Regions from separate parts of the Homo sapiens genome. Here regions 2, 3 and 4 are each linked to region 1. Evidence: chromatin contacts called from ENCODE Hi-C or POLR2A ChIA-PET data. All regions are on one chromosome and are shown on one strand. Each heading gives the region's core, a stretch centred on a gene start or an enhancer-like site at or near the end of the contact. The rest is flanking DNA. Distances are from core to core; before and after follow the strand shown.

What was found. Hi-C counts contacts between places; a loop is a spot of excess contacts on that map. ChIA-PET counts read pairs that join two places held with the same protein, here RNA polymerase II (POLR2A). Pooled maps may share reads with other maps.
Region 2: a loop to region 1 is called in a pooled map, with 2.2 times the contacts of the local background. The contact joins the enhancer-like site here to the promoter of SLC3A2 in region 1. A Hi-C loop is called at or near these places in 2 of 50 pooled maps. POLR2A ChIA-PET finds 5 or more read pairs at or near these places in 4 of 52 experiments (B cell, HEK293T, activated B cell and 1 more).
Region 3: a pooled map shows a loop between it and region 1 (2.3-fold over the local background). The contact joins the enhancer-like site here to the promoter of SLC3A2 in region 1. A Hi-C loop is called at or near these places in 5 of 50 pooled maps. POLR2A ChIA-PET finds 5 or more read pairs at or near these places in 3 of 52 experiments (AG04450, OCI-LY7 and WTC11).
Region 4: POLR2A ChIA-PET joins it to region 1 with 11 read pairs in A673. The contact joins the promoter of SLC22A24 here to the promoter of SLC3A2 in region 1. POLR2A ChIA-PET finds 5 or more read pairs at or near these places in 2 of 52 experiments (A673 and AG04450).

What each region holds. Positions count from the first base shown.
Region 1 is chr11:62,878,477-62,882,676 of GRCh38, forward strand. It overlaps SLC3A2 (solute carrier family 3 member 2), which reads left to right and starts at 2,420. Exons shown (of 9, transcript NM_001013251.3): 1 at 2,420-2,971; 2 at 3,417-3,590. The coding sequence starts at 2,548. RefSeq lists enhancers at 1,742-1,791, 2,161-3,052, 2,442-2,711, 2,696-3,895, 3,132-3,411.
Region 2 is chr11:62,442,318-62,446,517 of GRCh38, forward strand. It overlaps a transcript of AHNAK not described here. Among named protein-coding and RNA genes, the nearest start is that of SCGB1A1, 25 kb to the left of the region's middle. RefSeq lists an enhancer at 2,400-2,459 and a silencer at 3,000-3,294. Within about 2 kb of position 2,099, at least 30 of the 41 ENCODE cell types and tissues checked have a DNase peak (open chromatin) inside an H3K27ac peak, as active enhancers do; they include B cell, where a contact is called at or near this core.
Region 3 is chr11:62,495,244-62,499,443 of GRCh38, forward strand. It overlaps a transcript of AHNAK not described here. Among named protein-coding and RNA genes, the nearest start is that of AHNAK, 49 kb to the right of the region's middle. Within about 2 kb of position 2,293, at least 12 of the 41 ENCODE cell types and tissues checked have a DNase peak (open chromatin) inside an H3K27ac peak, as active enhancers do.
Region 4 is chr11:63,141,911-63,146,110 of GRCh38, forward strand. SLC22A24 (solute carrier family 22 member 24) reads right to left here and starts at 2,311. Exons shown (of 10, transcript NM_001136506.2): 1 at 1,468-2,311. The coding sequence starts at 1,869.

The DNA of each region.
Region 1 (4,200 bases), core at 1,170-3,669:
TTTTTTTGAGACGGAGTCTTGCTCTGTATCCCAGGCTGGAGTGCAGTGGCGCGATTTTGGCTCACTGCAAGCTCCGCCTCCCAGGTTCACGTCATTCTCCTGCCTCAGCCTCCTAAGTAGCTGGGACTACAGGCACCCGCCACCACGCCTGGCTGATTTTTTTTTTTTTTTTTTGCATTTTTAGTAGAGACGGGGTTTCACTGTGTTAGCCAGGATGGTCTCGGTCTCCTGACCTCTTGATCCACCTGCCTCGGCCTCCCAAAGTGCTGGTATTACAGGTGTGAGACACCACGCCTGGCCTTTTTTTTTCTTTTTTGAGACAGAGTCTCACTCTGTCACCCAGGCTGGAGTGCAGCCGCGCAATCTTGGCTCACTGCAACCTCTGCCTCTCGGGTTCAAGCGATTCTCATGCCTCACCCCTCCAAGTCTGGGACTACAGGCGTGTGCTACTATGTCCAGTTAATTTTTGTATTTTTAGTAGAGATGGGGTTTCACCATGTTGGCCAGGCTGGTCACGAACTCCTGACCTCAAGTTATCCGCCACCCTCAGCCTCCCAAAGTGCTGGGATTACAGGTGTCAGCCACCACACCTGGCCTGTTAGTTTTTTTGAGGCAGAGTCTTGCTCTATCACCCAGACTGGAGTGCAGTGGCCCATTCTTGGCTCACTGCAACCTCTACCTCCTGGGTTCAAGCGATTCTCATGCCACAGCATGAGAAGTGGGATTACAGGGATTAGTAGGTGGGATTACAGGTGTGAGCCACCACACCCAGCCAGGCCCAGATAATTTTAAAATTTATTTTTTTATTTATTTAGAAATGGAGTCTCACTATGTTGCCCCGTCTGGTCTTAAACTCCTGGCCTCAAGGAATCCTCCCTCCTTGGCCTCCTAAAGGGCTAGGTGACAGGCATGAGTCACACTGCGCCCAGCCTTGAGCTTTTGTGCTCGAGATATAGTCCATTCAGAACCTCTGGTTGGCACTTCTTATCTGGCACATGCAGGGCACCTTGGATCTCTTATTATCTTTGAGCACTGGTCTGAACCCACTTGCTTGCCTTCTCCCAGGGGCTGCCCCGTGCACCCCTTGTTCCTAGGGTGGGGATGGGGTTGGATGCCTGGGGTTGCAGAGGGGACTAGCAGAGGGTGACCCTTTTCTCTATGCTATTACTTCAGATCTTGGCTTTTGCTTTCTTCCAAATACACAGCAATCTTGGCTTCCAGCCTAGGTGGGAAAGGGAGAAAGAACCGATTTCCTCCAGCTCCTCTCTGAAAGTAGCCCAACTGGCACTGTTTAGGAACAAGGAGTTCCTGAGAGTGTTGGCACCCCACGGTGTTGATGTCCGGTAGTTCCCTGCTGTGAACCCTGTCTCTGCCCCACTTCAATCCAAGGACCCTGTGGAGGGAATTCTAGGCTTCTTCAAAGCCTCTGCAGTACCAGCTGCCTCCAAGGCCTAACATAGTGAAGTGATAGGGAGACAGGACCTTGGGGGAGTTTGGGGATAACTGTGGGAGTTCCTGCAAGGTGGGTAAGAGTCTGGCCATGGCATCTTCTGGTCTATTCCACAAAAAAGGTGGATGCCTCTGAGACCTAGCTCTGTTATGTTCATTACAGCCCTATCAGTCTCTTCTGGATGTCTGATTCCTAGCTGCCAAACATCCAGGTGCTAGCAGCTGGGGGTGGGGTAGGATAAGAAGGGGGGTGTCTACCTCAACCTTCCTGCCCAAACCATTCATTTTAAAGTACTGTGAAGAAGGCTGGATTAGTGTTAAATTCAATAAAGTTAACAAAGCAAAGTATTGTAGTGAGTACACAATAAATAGTTGCTGCATGAGGAATTTCTTGAAATGAATTCAAGATGAGTCTTGAAAAACGAGTGGGAGTAAGCCGTGCACGGAAGCAGAGGTCTAGCAGAGGTCTAGCGCCAAGTCCCAGAGGCCTGAGAGGGCAAGCCTTGGTGGGGGAAAAGGCAGAAGTTGTGACTGGCTGCCTCTGAGAGTGCAAGTAGCCATGCAAAGTTGGGAAAACCAGACGGCGGCCGGAGCCGTGAACCAGGGGCAAATGGAGGATGGTGTTGGGGTAGTCACTAGCCTGCCGGAATGGAAGAAGAGGGGCGTTTGGGGGCGGTAAGGCCTAAAGGACACTGGAGGGGCCTCGGGATTTGGGGCAGGATCACAGGCCTAGTCCACTTAAAGGTGGCTCCGTGCCAGGCCTTCCCAGAATCAGGTTGAAAAGAACTTTAGGGTTAGACAGGTTGGAGATGAGAAATTGGACCATGCAGGAAGTACTGTCGGAGGCGTGTTCCTGACTTTACTACCCTGAGCCGCCCACGGCTGGGGCAGTCCCCGAGGTTCCACCTTAAGGGGCGGGCCGGGGCGGGGCTCCGCTGCCCCTTCCCAGAGGCCGCGCCTGCTGCTGAGCAGATGCAGTAGCCGAAACTGCGCGGAGGCACAGAGGCCGGGGAGAGCGTTCTGGGTCCGAGGGTCCAGGTAGGGGTTGAGCCACCATCTGACCGCAAGCTGCGTCGTGTCGCCGGTTCTGCAGGCACCATGAGCCAGGACACCGAGGTGGATATGAAGGAGGTGGAGCTGAATGAGTTAGAGCCCGAGAAGCAGCCGATGAACGCGGCGTCTGGGGCGGCCATGTCCCTGGCGGGAGCCGAGAAGAATGGTCTGGTGAAGATCAAGGTGGCGGAAGACGAGGCGGAGGCGGCAGCCGCGGCTAAGTTCACGGGCCTGTCCAAGGAGGAGCTGCTGAAGGTGGCAGGCAGCCCCGGCTGGGTACGCACCCGCTGGGCACTGCTGCTGCTCTTCTGGCTCGGCTGGCTCGGCATGCTTGCTGGTGCCGTGGTCATAATCGTGCGAGCGCCGCGTTGTCGCGAGCTACCGGCGCAGAAGTGGTGGCACACGGGCGCCCTCTACCGCATCGGCGACCTTCAGGCCTTCCAGGGCCACGGCGCGGGCAACCTGGCGGGTGAGTGCAGCGCGCCCCCGTCCCGGGTACCTCCGGTTGAATCTGGTGGCTTGCACCGACCCCCTCCCCTGTCCCCAGACGGATCTAGATGGTTCTTCCCTCCATCCCGTACCGACGACTGTTCCCCCTTCCCCCACCCCCTCCCCGGCACATTGTCCTTCCCTCCTTTCTTTGAAGAAAGCCGACCCGCCCCTCACTCCGTCACGAGGGTGGGTGACTCAGCGTCCTCCTTCCCCGCGGCGCCAGAAGCCAGTTGCAACCGGTTTCTGAAGTAATGTGCAGGACTCCTTACATCAGCTCCTCTGAGTCTCGTGATTCAGCCTTGCCTCCCTCTCTCCCCCTTTGCCCCCTCCCCGTCCCACCCTTAGGCGCTGGGAGAAGGGAGGGTGGGGAGGTCAGGGGCCTCTCAGAGGGGCCTCACTTGTTAACCCAGCCCCCATTTCAGGTCTGAAGGGGCGTCTCGATTACCTGAGCTCTCTGAAGGTGAAGGGCCTTGTGCTGGGTCCAATTCACAAGAACCAGAAGGATGATGTCGCTCAGACTGACTTGCTGCAGATCGACCCCAATTTTGGCTCCAAGGAAGATTTTGACAGTCTCTTGCAATCGGCTAAAAAAAAGAGTGGGTATCCTGGGGTTCCCAAGGAAACAGCTAGAAAGGACTTGGCCAGAGGAAAAGTAGGCTAGAACTTTTGTCTGGTTTCCTGCTAACTGGCTCTGAGTTTTCCTAGGGCAGGTAGAGGGGAGATTTGTTAGTCTTCAGCCTAAAATGGATTTGTCCAGTCGTCTGGGGGCTTTCTACTTGGCTGTGGAATCTTGAGCAGGTCATTTAACTTCTGGGCTTCAGTGCCCTTATTTGCAAAATATAGATATTTACTAAACCAGTGGTTTTAAACTTGTAAAACAGTAGGTTTTTTTGGGGGGGGGGAATCCCAAATATTGTTTTACGACTCGATATAGACACATGTTTAAAAAGGTTCACTTTGGGAGTGGGGAACACAGGGGCCACTTCTCTGCACTATAAACTTTCTGCCTTCCAATATCTTTTTTTTTTTTTGAGATGGAGTCTCACTCTTGTCACCCAGGCTGCAGTGCAGTGGAACGATCTCAGCTTACTGCAGCCTCCTCCCCCAGGGTTCAAGCGATTCTCGTGCCTCAGCCTCCTGAGTAGCTGGTACTACAGCCGTGTGCCACCACACCCAGATAATTTTTTTATTTTTAGTAGAGACAAT
Region 2 (4,200 bases), core at 849-3,348, 440 kb before region 1:
CGGGCAGATTGCTTGAGCCCAGGAGTTCAAGACCATCTTGGGCAGCATGGCAAAATCCTATCTCTATGAAAAATACAAAAATTAGCCAGGCATGGTGGTATGTGCCTGTAGTCCCAGCTACTTAGGAGACTGAGACAGGAGGATCACCTGAGGCCGGGAAGTCAAGGCTGTGGTGAGCCGTGATTGTGCCACTGCACTCCAGCCTGGGTGACAGAGTGAGATCCTATCTCAAAAATAAATAATCAATAAATCTATTTAGAGAAAAATATTTGCCCAGGTGCAGTGGCTCACGCGTGTAATCCCAGCACTTTGAGAGGCCAAGGCAGGCGGATCACCTGAGGTCAGGAGTTCCAGACCAGCCTGGCCAACATGGCGAAACCCATCTGTACTAAGAATACAAAATTAACCGGGTGTGGTGGCGCACACCTGTAGTCCCAGCTACTTGGGAGGCTGAGACAGGAGAATTGCTTGACCCAGGAGGCAGAGGTTGCAGTAAGCCGAGATTGTGCCACTGCACTCCAGCCTGGGCAAGACAGAGCAAGACTCCATCTCAAAAAAAAAAGGAAAATATTAAACAAATTGTAGTGAGAATGGCATGTGGATGAGGATGCACCTGGGTGACCTAAGCCTGGGAGACCTGGCTCGAGTCTTGCACATCTTTCTTTTTTTTTTGAGACAGAGTCTCGCTCTGTCACCCAGGCTGGAGTGCGGTGGCGTGATCTTGGCTCACTGCAACCTCCGCCTCCCAGATTGCAGCGATTCTCCTGCCTCAGCCTCCCAAGTAGCTGGGACTACAGGCACATGCCACCACTTCACTCCCGGCTAATTTTTGTATTTTTTAGTAGTGATGGGGTTTCACCATATTGGCCAGGCTTGTCTCGAACTCCTGGCTTCATGATCCACCTGCCTCGGCCTCCCAAAGTGCTGGGATTACAGGTGTGAGCCACTGCACCCGGCCTTTTTTTTTTTTTTGAGACAGAGTTTCGCTGTTATTGCCCAGGCTGGAGTGCAATGGTGCGATCTCAGCTCACCGCAACCTCCGCCTCCAGGGTTCAAGCGATTCTCCTGCCTCAGCCTCCTGAGTAGCTAGGATTACAGGCATGCACCACCACGCCTGGCTTATTTTGTATTTTTAGTAGAGATGGGGTTTCTCCATGTTGGTCAGGCTGGTCTCGAACTCCCAACCTCAGGTGATCTGCCTGCCTCGGCCTCCCCAAGTTCTAGGATTACAGGCTTGAGCCACCGCGCCCGGCTGGGTCTTGCTCATCTTGAAGACAGCTAACCCTGCCAGGGCCTCTTGGGGCTGTGCAGCCCCTCACTCACCCTCTCACCTGCCACTGCCATAGCATCTTCCTCGATACAGCCCCATAGACTTGAAAGTCATCATCAAATGCCCCTCAGCCTCTCTCAGCCCTTTATGCATGTGGGTTTCTCATGTTAGGTTCATTCTGCTTCTGGTGATGAAAGAGGAACCTAGAAAGGCTGATAAATTACTGAAATCTACAAATAGAAGGCCAAGTATGAAGACAGCAAGGAATGAGGAAACCCCACCCCATTCCTTGGACTCAGCCCTGGGCCTCCTGCCCCTGGCCAGCCTTATGAGGCACCAGCAGTAGAAATGTCACCCCAGGGTCCTCTGCTGAGAGTCCTCTCAGTCATGGTCTGTGAACGGGAGCTGCGAGGGCAGCACTTGAGGCCAACACCGTCCCCCTCCAATGCACGATGGACACTCCGGGGAGTGTGGTGGCACAGAGCGGCCTCTTGGCTCCAGATGTGGATCCTACAGAGAGTTCTGAGGTTCAGTGCCCCCTCCACCCACCCGGCCTCGTAACAACCCTGGCGATAACACAAAAGGCGTTCTTCTTTGGCAGATAGGGAAATTTTAAAGATAATACTCATAAGTGAGCCTGGGGGGACTTGTTCTATGGGCTGGGACTCAAACCAGCCACCAAAACCCACTGTCGGAGGAGCTTCTCAGAGGCCAGAATCAAACACCACCGGCCCTGTGAGTGCCCGGCCTCTGCCACAGCTGGGTGGGTGCCCAGCCAAGGAAGCTTGTGCCCCATCATTCAGGGCATTGTTCTCCCTTAGAAGAGGATCTCGAAAGCAGAAGGAAATTAGAAACAACCGCACAATGAATACCAGATTCTGCTTTCTCTCAGCTCTGTCTGCCAGGAGATTAGGCAGGGTTGGCTGACAGCGTGCCCCGCCCGGCAGCTGCTCGCCCTCCAGGATGTCCGCGCCGTGGGGAAGCGGGGGTCCCGCTGGCCTTCTAGCTCTCTATTTATCTCCAAAGTGTCCGGTTTTCTTTCTCCTGCTAGATGCGGATTCCTTGAGGGCAGAGTCACATCTGACGCCCCTTTCCCATGGGGCACAGCACGCATGCGCGATGGGCACTCCGGGTGCGTCAGCTGATTACCTGATTTCATCTGGGCAGATGTGATGGCACAAGGGCAGTGACCCTGTGCCAGACACTTTCCTAAACAGGCATAAGCTCACTGAATCCCGGAGCCTTCCCATGAGGGAGAAACAATCTTTAATCTCATTTTAGAGATGATGAAGTGAAGTCCAGGCAGCCCAGCCAAGGGGCAGGACCGATCTGATGGAAGCAGCTTTGCTGGGACCAAACGACTCTGTTCCTCGCCCATTACCAACACTACCTCCTCCAACAACACAGGAGACGTGCATGGAGCCCTCCTTCGGTCACAGTCCTACCCCACGTGCTGGATAAATAAAGAGGGTGACCTAAAAGCAAATATGACTCCTTCTGAACTCTCACCCTGCCAGACAGCGATGATAGGGATATTATGCTCATGACACCTGGCCACACGTGACCCAGTGGAGAAGTCAGGGAGCAACAGAGATCTGCATTAAGGAGCTACCGAGAAGGAGACATACAGAGCTATTGTCAATCAAACCAACCAAGCTTCTGAACATTCCCGCTAAGAACTTCTTTAGAATGCACTATTTTTTTTTCTGTTGGGGCTATTATTCATTTTAACCTAATGTTATGTTTTAAGCCTCCTACGTAAGTACACACCAGCTTTAAATGTTGTGGAATACTGAGCTCATATATCTAGTCAAACTTCTGTTTGCTTTTTGCTGCATCCATAGCTACGATTTGAATAAATAAAGGAGAAAGGTTTGGCTCCCAATCCTACTCCCTGGGCCCCATGCCATCATTCCCCAAAACAAAGGAGGAAAGATGCCAGAAGTGAGAGAACAGGGGTAATGGTGAAGAAAAACAACATCCTGGCCAGGCACAGTGGCTCAGGCCTGTAATCCCAGCACTTTGGGAGGCTGAATGGGGAGGATCACTTGAGCACGGAAGGTCAAGGCTATAGTGACCCACGATTGTACCTCTGCACTCCAGCCTGGGCAACAGAGCAAGACCCTGTCTCAAAACACCAAAAAACAGTCCGGGCGCAGTGGTTCATGCCTATAATTCCAGCACTTTGGGAGGCTGAGGCAGCCAAATCACCTGAGGTTAGGAGTTCCCGACCAACCTGGCCAACATAGTGAAATCCTGTCTCTACTAAAAATACAAAGTTAGCTGGGCGTGGTAGCGGGTGCCTGTAGTCCCAACTACTCAGGAGGCTGAGGCAGGAGAATCACTTGAACCCAGGAGGCGGAGGTTGCAAGATCACACCACTGCACTCCAGCCTGGGCAACAGAGCAAGACACTGTCTCAAAACAAACAAACAAGCAAACCAAAACAAAAATATCATCCTATTCTGGGTGGTACAGAGCAGGGGCAGGCTCCCCAGGGAGGGATGCAGGAGGGGCAGGAAGGCATTTCATTAATTTCCTACAAGGAGTCAGCACATTTTATAACTATGGGCAGGGAAGGGAGAAGAAGAGCTGCCAACCCACCCCTCTGCAGATGAGGTCACAGGCTCGGAGGGCGCCAAAGAAGCCTAGCCTGTAAGTGCTTGACCAGGACCTGAACCTGGAACCTGAAACTCAAGTCCTCTCTTCCCAGCTCAGGGCTCTCCCCCTCCACCTGGCTCCCCACCTGACTCTGCAGGATCTGGTGGCTCTGTGCTGTTTGTTAAGTGACCTGCTCCCTCTGGATTGCATCCCATAATAGCCACACCCATGACTATATACTGGGTGGTTCCGTTCGTCCAAACAAGAAAACCCAAGGAGTGAGCTTTGTCCCGGGACTTCCCAGGGCACAACCACGCAGATGTGGACTGG
Region 3 (4,200 bases), core at 1,043-3,542, 380 kb before region 1:
AAACACTAAACCATCCATTCATGTTTCATAGCATATATTAGGAAATATGAAAGAAGGAAAAAAAATCCAAGCCAAAGTTGCCAGTATATTCAAGATAAGAAGTTATCCTATAGAAAGCATGGCTTTCACCTAAACATGTAGATTACCTCACAGTGTCCTGTTGTAATTCATTGCCAAAACTAGAGTGCTTTAGAAATAACAGTAATAGGCCGGGGACAGTGACTCATGCCTATAATCCCAGCACTTTGGGAGGCCGAGGCAGGCAGATTACGAGGTCAGGAGATCGAGACCAGCCTGGCCAACGTGGTGAAACCCAGTCTCTTCTAAAAATACAAAAAAAAAAACATTAGCTGGGCATGAAGGCATGCACCTGTAGTCCCAGCTACTTGGGAAGCTGAGGTAGGAGAATCACTTGAACCTGGGAGGCAGAGGTTGCAGTGAGCCGAGATCACGCCACTGCACTCCAGCATGGGGACAGAGCGAGACTCCGTCTCAAAAAAAAAAAAAAAAAATAGCAGTAATATGCCAGGCGCAGTGGCTCATGCCTGTAATCCCAGAACTTTGGGAAGCCAAGGCGGTTGAATTATTTGAGGCCAGAAGTTCGAGACCAGCCTGGCCAACATGATGAAACCTCGTCTCTACTAAAAATAGAAAAATTAGCCAGGCATGGTGGTATATGCCTGTAATCCCAGCTACTCAGGAGGCTGTAGCAGGAGGATCACTTGATCCCAGGAGGCGGAGGCTGCAGTGAGCCAAGATTGCGCCACTGCACTCCAGCATGGGTGACAGAGCCAGATCCTGTCTCAAAAAAAAAAAAAGAAGAAAGAAAGAAATAACGTTAATATTACTAAAAGCAAGCAAAACAAAGATTCTATAGTAGCTGGACTAAATAAAGGAGTAGGAAACGAGTTCAGTTACTATTCACTTTAGAAAATGAAACAATCAAATCATTAAGTAAATGGTTTTCTGATACAAATACAAAATTAATCTGAAACCATTAAAACAAGTCACACTGCCTTAAAAGTCCTAGGCTCCCTCTGAAAAGTGAACTTCAGGAAAAAGCCATTATGAAATCTAGCCATCCTAGGTGCTGTTGCAATTCAATCACTAGAGATTAATATTAAGATACTCTATGAGTCTAAACTGTACGGAAATCATCAAGCAGGGAGAAGGAAAATCTTGTTAGTAACAAAGAACTATGCCTAGAGAAAATTCTCAGGGAGAAAAATTCTTCCACAGCCACCACTCTGATGTAATCTTGAAAGCAGGTTGGCCGGGAGCGGTGGCTCACACCTGTAATCCCAGCACTTTGGGAGGCCGAGGCGGGCAGATCACAAGGTCAGGAGTTCGAGACCAGCCTGATCAACATAGTGAAACCCTGTCTCTACTAAAAGTACAAAAGTTAGCCGGGCGTGGTGGCGCGTGCCTGTAGTCCCAGCTACTCGGTAGGCTGAGGCAGGAGAATTGCTTGAACCCGGGAGGCGGCAGTTGCAGTGAGCCGAGATCGCATCACTGCACTCCAGCCTGAGCAGCAGAGGGAGGGAGACTCCATCTCAAGAAAGAAAGAAAGAAAGAAAAAGAAGAAAGAAAGGAAGGAAGGAAGAAAGGAAGGAAAAGGAAGGAAGAAGGGAGGGAGGGAAGGAAGGAAGGAAAGAAAGAAAGAAAAGAAAACAGAGGTTGAGAAAAATAGAAGAGCAAATGACATTAAGGTGTGGGTGGGAGAAGAAAATTGCCAAGGAATTAAATGGTATAAAATATAAAGTGTTCTTAAAGCTTTTCCTTTTAAAATGTACTTATCTGTGGAAAATATTATACTGAGTGATGCGTGGGCCTTGAAAAGATTAAGGCTGGATCCAGACTGCGGTATCATTCCTGAGGTACAAGGAAAAGGTTTGAAGATGGGCCTGATATCATCAAAGCCAAGCACAGGTCAAAACCAACAACTGCTAAAGTGTTCTGAGCTGATCAAAGGAGGAATCCAAAGGCCAGTGCACCATGCAGCCTGGGACTGAATGATTGGCATTGTCATCTCGTCATTCCAGGACATGACCACTATGTGGCAGGAAAGGATGTGGCAGAAGGGCAGGCTATGGCACCAAACAACTCCTTGAAGCCACTCAAGAAAACAGAGGATAAGGAAGGGAAGGGGGAGGTCACTCCCCTGAGGCCCTCCAAGGCCCCAGACTCTCCCATTTCATATCTAAAAGTCATGGTGAAATGGGTGGAGAAAAGTGATACACAACCATTCCTATCAAAAAAGGTGGAGACATGATTACGCCCTTTATGTAAAACAGTTACTAAGTAACAGAAGACATAGCATTAAATAGCATCATTACGACATATCTGATTATGTTACTAGTGTGAATCACTCACAATTTCCTGTCCAAGAGAGAGCTGAAATTTTTATTCTAACAAGATCATAGAAACTGGTAATAGGCCAGGCGCGGTGGTTCACACCTGTAATCCCAGCACTTCGGGAGGCTGAGGCAGGCAGATAACCTGAGGTGAGGAGTTCAAGACCAGCTGGGCCAAAATGACGAAACTCCATCTCTAGTAAAAATACAAAACAATTTTGCCAGGCGTGGTGGCACGCCCCTGTAATCCCAGCTACTCAGGAGGCTGAGGCAGGAGAATCGCTTGAACCTGGGAAGCAGAGGTTGCAGTGAGCCGAGACTGAGCCACTGCACTCCAGCCTGGGTGACAGAGGGGAGACTTCATCTCAAAAAAAAAAAAAGTAAACACTGGAAATGACTTAAAAGTCCATCAATAGAGGAATTGTCAAATATGCAATATATCTATGCTGCACAATATTTCACAATGAAAAGAACGAGGTAGGTCTGTTTTCACCTACATGGAACATCTCCAAAACGTTAAGAGGGGAAAAAGGAAACTGCAAAACAGCACAGTCCAATCTTATTTATGGTTTTATGGGTTTTGTTGTTGTGGTTGTTGTGTCGTTGCTAACCCACAAAACTCTAGGCTTCTATGTTAACATACAGACTTGTCCAAATGCATTGAGCAAAGTCTACAGGGCACATGCCAAGATGAAGCTAATGGTTATCACTAAGAAGGAGCACGCAAGTGTGTTTGGAACAAGGGGAATTTCTCTTGTATTGTTTTAATTTTTTACAAAATGAATGGCATACTAAGATTACACTAAATGTAATTATAATTACACTATATAGTGTAATTATAATTACACTATATGGTGTAATTAAAAATTGAATCTTTGGGGCCAGACATAGTGGCTCATGCCTATAATCCCAGTGCTTTAGAAGGCCAAGGTGGGAGGATCGCTTGAGGCCAGAAGTTTGAGAGCAGCACGTGAGCAACATAGTGAACCCAGACTCACTCTAAAAAAAAAAAAAAAAGAAATTTTTTTTTATTAGCTGGGCATGGAAGCTGTGCCTTTAGTAAGAGCTACTCAGAAAGCTGAGGTGGGAGGATCTCTTGAGTCCAGGAGTTCAAGGTTGCAGTGAGCTGTGATCATGCCAGTGCACTCCAGCCTGAGTGACAGAGCAAGGCCCTTCTCTAAAAAAAATAAAATAAAAACAAAAAACAAAATAAATAGATCTTTGGAAATGTTGGCTCTAAAAATTTCCACCTGTCCAACAGAATATTCATTAGGATTGAAAGTACTTTACCAGCTGTGATTACTTCAACAAGGGGAGGTTCATTATTCAACAAATATTTATTGAGCATCTACTGTGGGCCAGGCACTGTTCTAGACTCTGGGGATATATTAAAAATCCCTGCCTTCATGGAGCCTATATTCCAGCGGACTTTATGGCCTCTCTTCCGCCTCGCTTCTCCCACTTCCTTTGGTGGGAGTGGTCTCTGGAAGACAGGCATGGGCATGGGGAGATAAAATATGCCCGGAGGCAGGGGCATGACGTAGATGAACTCTGACCATGTCTTCTAGGCCTGGGAAAGAGGAAAAGATAGAAAGGGTTTAAGGCTTTAGTGCAGACCCATAGCATCCGACTGGCCTCTCACTAAACATCCTCTGTATCTGTTCAAACCTGCCAGGCGCAGTGGCTTATGCCTGTAATCCCAGCACTTTGGGAGGCCGAGGCGGGTGGATCACCTGAGGTCGGGAGTTCGAGACCAGCCTGACCAACATGGCGAAACCCAGTCTCTACTAAAAATACAAAAAAATTAACTGGGCATGGTATCGTGTGCCTGTAATCTCAGCTATTC
Region 4 (4,200 bases), core at 1,061-3,560, 260 kb after region 1:
TTCAAAAGAAAAACTATATTACACTTTTGTTAGCTGTTCTTGATGTTTTTTTTTCTGCAGGTTAGACTAAATTCTAAATTATTTGTGAGTTAGAAGGCCCCAGACAAATGCTTTCCAATCTTTGCTTTTAAAATTGGGAATTGTACTCCTCATCCTAGGACTCATTATTTACCTTATAGCATGCTCTTCATTTAAATACTGTACTAAAACTATAGATGAGAGTACTAATATTTTTGCCACACAAGCCTTGGAAGCCCATCCAGGCCTGCATGAATACACTCAGTAGCAAAGCAGTTCCACTCTTCTCACCTTGGGGTTCACTCCCATTCCCATTATGTCCCCTGTCAGCAGGAAGAAGCTGGAGTGATAGATGGCCTTTTCCCGTCTTCATAGCCTACATCTTAAGATTAAGGTGTTATAAAACCCAAAGGGAGGGATTGAAACTGCCTTTGCAAAATTATGACTGAGACCGTGAAAGAGATCTAACTTAACCGACTCCATCTTGCTTCTGACCTCCAAGCTGTCCTTGTGCATTCCTGGGCATAGGCTGAACTAACTTTGGGAGAAACTTAGTTTGTAGTTTATAGTTTGAACAAAGACAGCCTTTCCCAAAGCAGACCTCCTTCTTGCCTGGGGACTAGATTAACGTTAGCCACAGGATTAGAAATTATCATTTAGTAGTCACACAGCTGGAGGCTACAAGATTCTGACCCTCCCTAAACTGCTCCTAAGATCAGTGCTTGAGATATTTTGCAGATCCCGCACTTGATGGATCAGCTGTCACCACCCAGATCGATAAACTGGCTCATCTGATCTTGTGACCCCCACTTAGGAAGTGACTCAGCACAAGAAGGCAGCTTTGACTCCCTATGATTTCAGCCCTGATCAGTCAGCACTCTTGGCTCACTGGCTGCCCCCCAACCACCAAGTTATCCTTAAAAACTCTGCTCCCCGAATGCTCAGGGAGACTAATTTGAGTAGTAATAAAACTCTGGCCTCCCTCAAAAAACAAAAAGCAAAAAACAAAAACAACCAAAACTAAGTATCTCAACAACATTTTGTAGGAGAAACACTTTCACAACCAGCAGAATGCAGAAAAATTTGTCAAATCCCAAAGCGTGGATATTTATGTTACAGAATTAACAAACTTATTTCTCATTGCCAAAAATGTGTTGATTGTAATGGTTCCTATTTTGATTAATAAAGATGTGTTTGAGCCTAGTTATAATGATTTAAAATTCATGGTCTAATACCACAATTTACTTTTACACCAATATAATACTAATACACTTGGCTGTATCGTAGAGTATTAATAGATAATCAGGTGCTGCCACCTGCTAAAGGAATGAAGAATGAGCTGACTGCAGGTCCCATCTAAGGACTAAAGGTATAAAGCAAGTCAATTTTTTTGTGTTAACTCCAAACACTTTAATCATATAAACAGAAGATTTACATGGGGCCTCTTACCTCAGTCACGATGGTGGAGAGGAAAGAGCTTCTGTCGTACACCCAGCCATCCACACAGGGCTCCGTGTCTGGCTCATTTGTGTTGGGGAAGGTCCCGTTCAGGTGAAGGAGCTGCCACTGGGGATGGATAAAGCGCTGACACTTCTGTGGCCTCAGGTTTGAGTCCAGTGGGATGGAGATTCTCAGGAGGTCATCCTTGCTGAGGGTCCCGGTATCATTGTCAGACACAGTGTCATTGTCCAGGAGGGGGACCCAGCAGCGATGACTAGGGGTGAATGCAGTGAAGTTCTCCAACACAATATTAGGGAACAGTAGGATGTTGGTGATGCAAAAGAAAGCTATCAGACAAATCTGGAATCTCCCCATGCCACCCACTTGATCCAGGAGCACATCAAAGCCCATTGAGACTGAACAGGTGATCCCCAAGAGGAAGCACAATGACTTTATGAAGAGAAGTTCAGAGGGAGAAAATGTCCCCTTTCACAAAGTTACCATAGTGCCATGTGGATCCTGACACTGCTTTCTTCTTGGTGGGCCCTGCACTGAGTGGTGTGACACTACTGCAGAAGAGCAGTGGAAGGACTTTCCCCAAGTCCTTTAACTTTAGGCAGCCAAATAGTTTCAGAAGTCACAGATATAATTATTTGGCAAAGAGACTGCTAGCTGTTGACAACTGAATCTTCTTAAAAGACTACTCTGTGAAAGATCCTGATCTCTGAGTTTCCTGATAAGTCAACGGTGGATTTTCAGGTGGATGCAGTCCCCACGTGACCTAAAATACACCTGTTCAATAGTCTGCCATTCTTCTTAGAAATGGGATATTAGAAAATCCAAAGTGAATTGCTTTATGATGTTCTTGTACAAAGATCAGAGAGCAGGGCTTTTTTTGGACTAGGACTGAGTTTTACTAAAAGTTAATAAAAACTATTCTTAGTTAAAGGAAAGTGGAATGTTGAGTTTAAACATTGACTTTTGCTAAGTGTAGTTCTGCTTCAGTTCAAGTCATACCAATGACAGGGCTTTAAAGATTTTTTAAAATAGGGAAATTAGGATAAGAAACAAAGAGAAAGGAAATAGTGCTTTTATGTATTATAGTAGTATATTTCACCAGATTTATTGATTCATTCAAATATCATTTTGGGCTTTCTGGTGCTATTGCTGTAAATAAAGCAATGTTAACTTACATATATTTATTTATAAGTTTAAAATAAAATTTGAGCTCAATGTCTCATATAAATGATAGGTTTGTAAATAATTGTACTGTAATGTCATCATATAACTATAAGGAAGATACACAGTGTGCTATGGAAGATTAAGGAGAAACTGTTTAATGATACCTGGATAGATGCCATGGAGCAGGGGAGTCATCCCTCTACAAATTAACTTTACCTACTCTTTTTTTTTTTGAGACAAAGTATCACTCTGTCACCAGGCTGGAGTGCAGCGGTGGGATCTTGGCTCTCTGCAGCCTTGACCTCCTGGGTTCAATCAATTCTCATGTCTCAGCCTCCCAAGTAGCTGGGATTACAGGCATTCACCCACATGCCCAGCTAATTTTTGTATTTTTTATGGAGAAGGGGTTTCATCATATTGGCCAGGCTGGCCTCAAACTCCTGACCTCATGTGATCTGCCCACCTCAGCCTCTGAAAGTGCTGGGATTACAGGCATGAGCCACCATGCCCAGCCAGCTTGACCTACTCTTGTGGGAAGATTCTTGAGATAATGAAGCAGTGGATGAGGGACTGCAAGAGTCAATTTTTAAATGAGGGAATAATAAGTACACAATTACAGTTAAAGGTGTGGCATAATTGTGTACCTACAAGGATATTCAAAAGCTAGCAGCTAAATAGCATGCACGGATATAATGGGAAAAGACAGGTTGATTAAAAAGAAACCCAAAGAAACAAACAGAATCTCCAGAATTTATTCTGCCTACAAGAAGTTCTTATTTTTGAATTTCAAACTGGTCACCCGTGAAACATCTTAAGATGCAGATTCCTGGATGGGTGCAGTGGCTCACACCCATAATCCCAGCTACTCAGGAGGCTGAGGCAGGAGAGCCACTTGAACCTGGGAGTGAAGGTTGCAGTGAGCTGAGATTGTGCCACTGCACTCCAGCCTGGGTGACACAGCAAGACTCTGTCTCAAAAAAAAAAAAAAAAAAAAAAAAAAAAAAAAAAAAAAGCAGATTCCTGTCCAGCCTGCAGAGATTCTCTGTTCAGGAAATGACTTTCATGGATCTATTCCAAACAGGAAATCTAATACATCACAGGGTTTTGTTGTAAATTGTTAGAAATGTTTTAGTTCACTAGGGCTGCATAACAAAATACCACAGACTTAACAGAAGGTGACTTTACAGAAGTTTATTTTCTCACAGTTCTGAAGGCTGAAAGTCTAAGATCAAGGTGTCAACAGATTTGATTTCCTCTGAGCCTCTCTCTTTGGTTTGTCAATAGCTGCCTTCTCGTCATGTCCTCACATATTCTTTCATTTATGCATGTGCACACCTGGTGTTCCTTCCTCTTCTTATAAGGACACTAGTCATATTGGATCAGGGCCCCACCCTATGGGTCTCATTTTAACCTATCCCCAAATATGGTTGTATTTTGAGGTATTAGGGGTTGGGACTTTGACATAGGAATTTTGGGAGTGGGAGACACAATTCACCCCATAATGGGGTTAGACAATCACAATTATATTTTACTAAAGTTACTGACACAGTGTAAAAATAG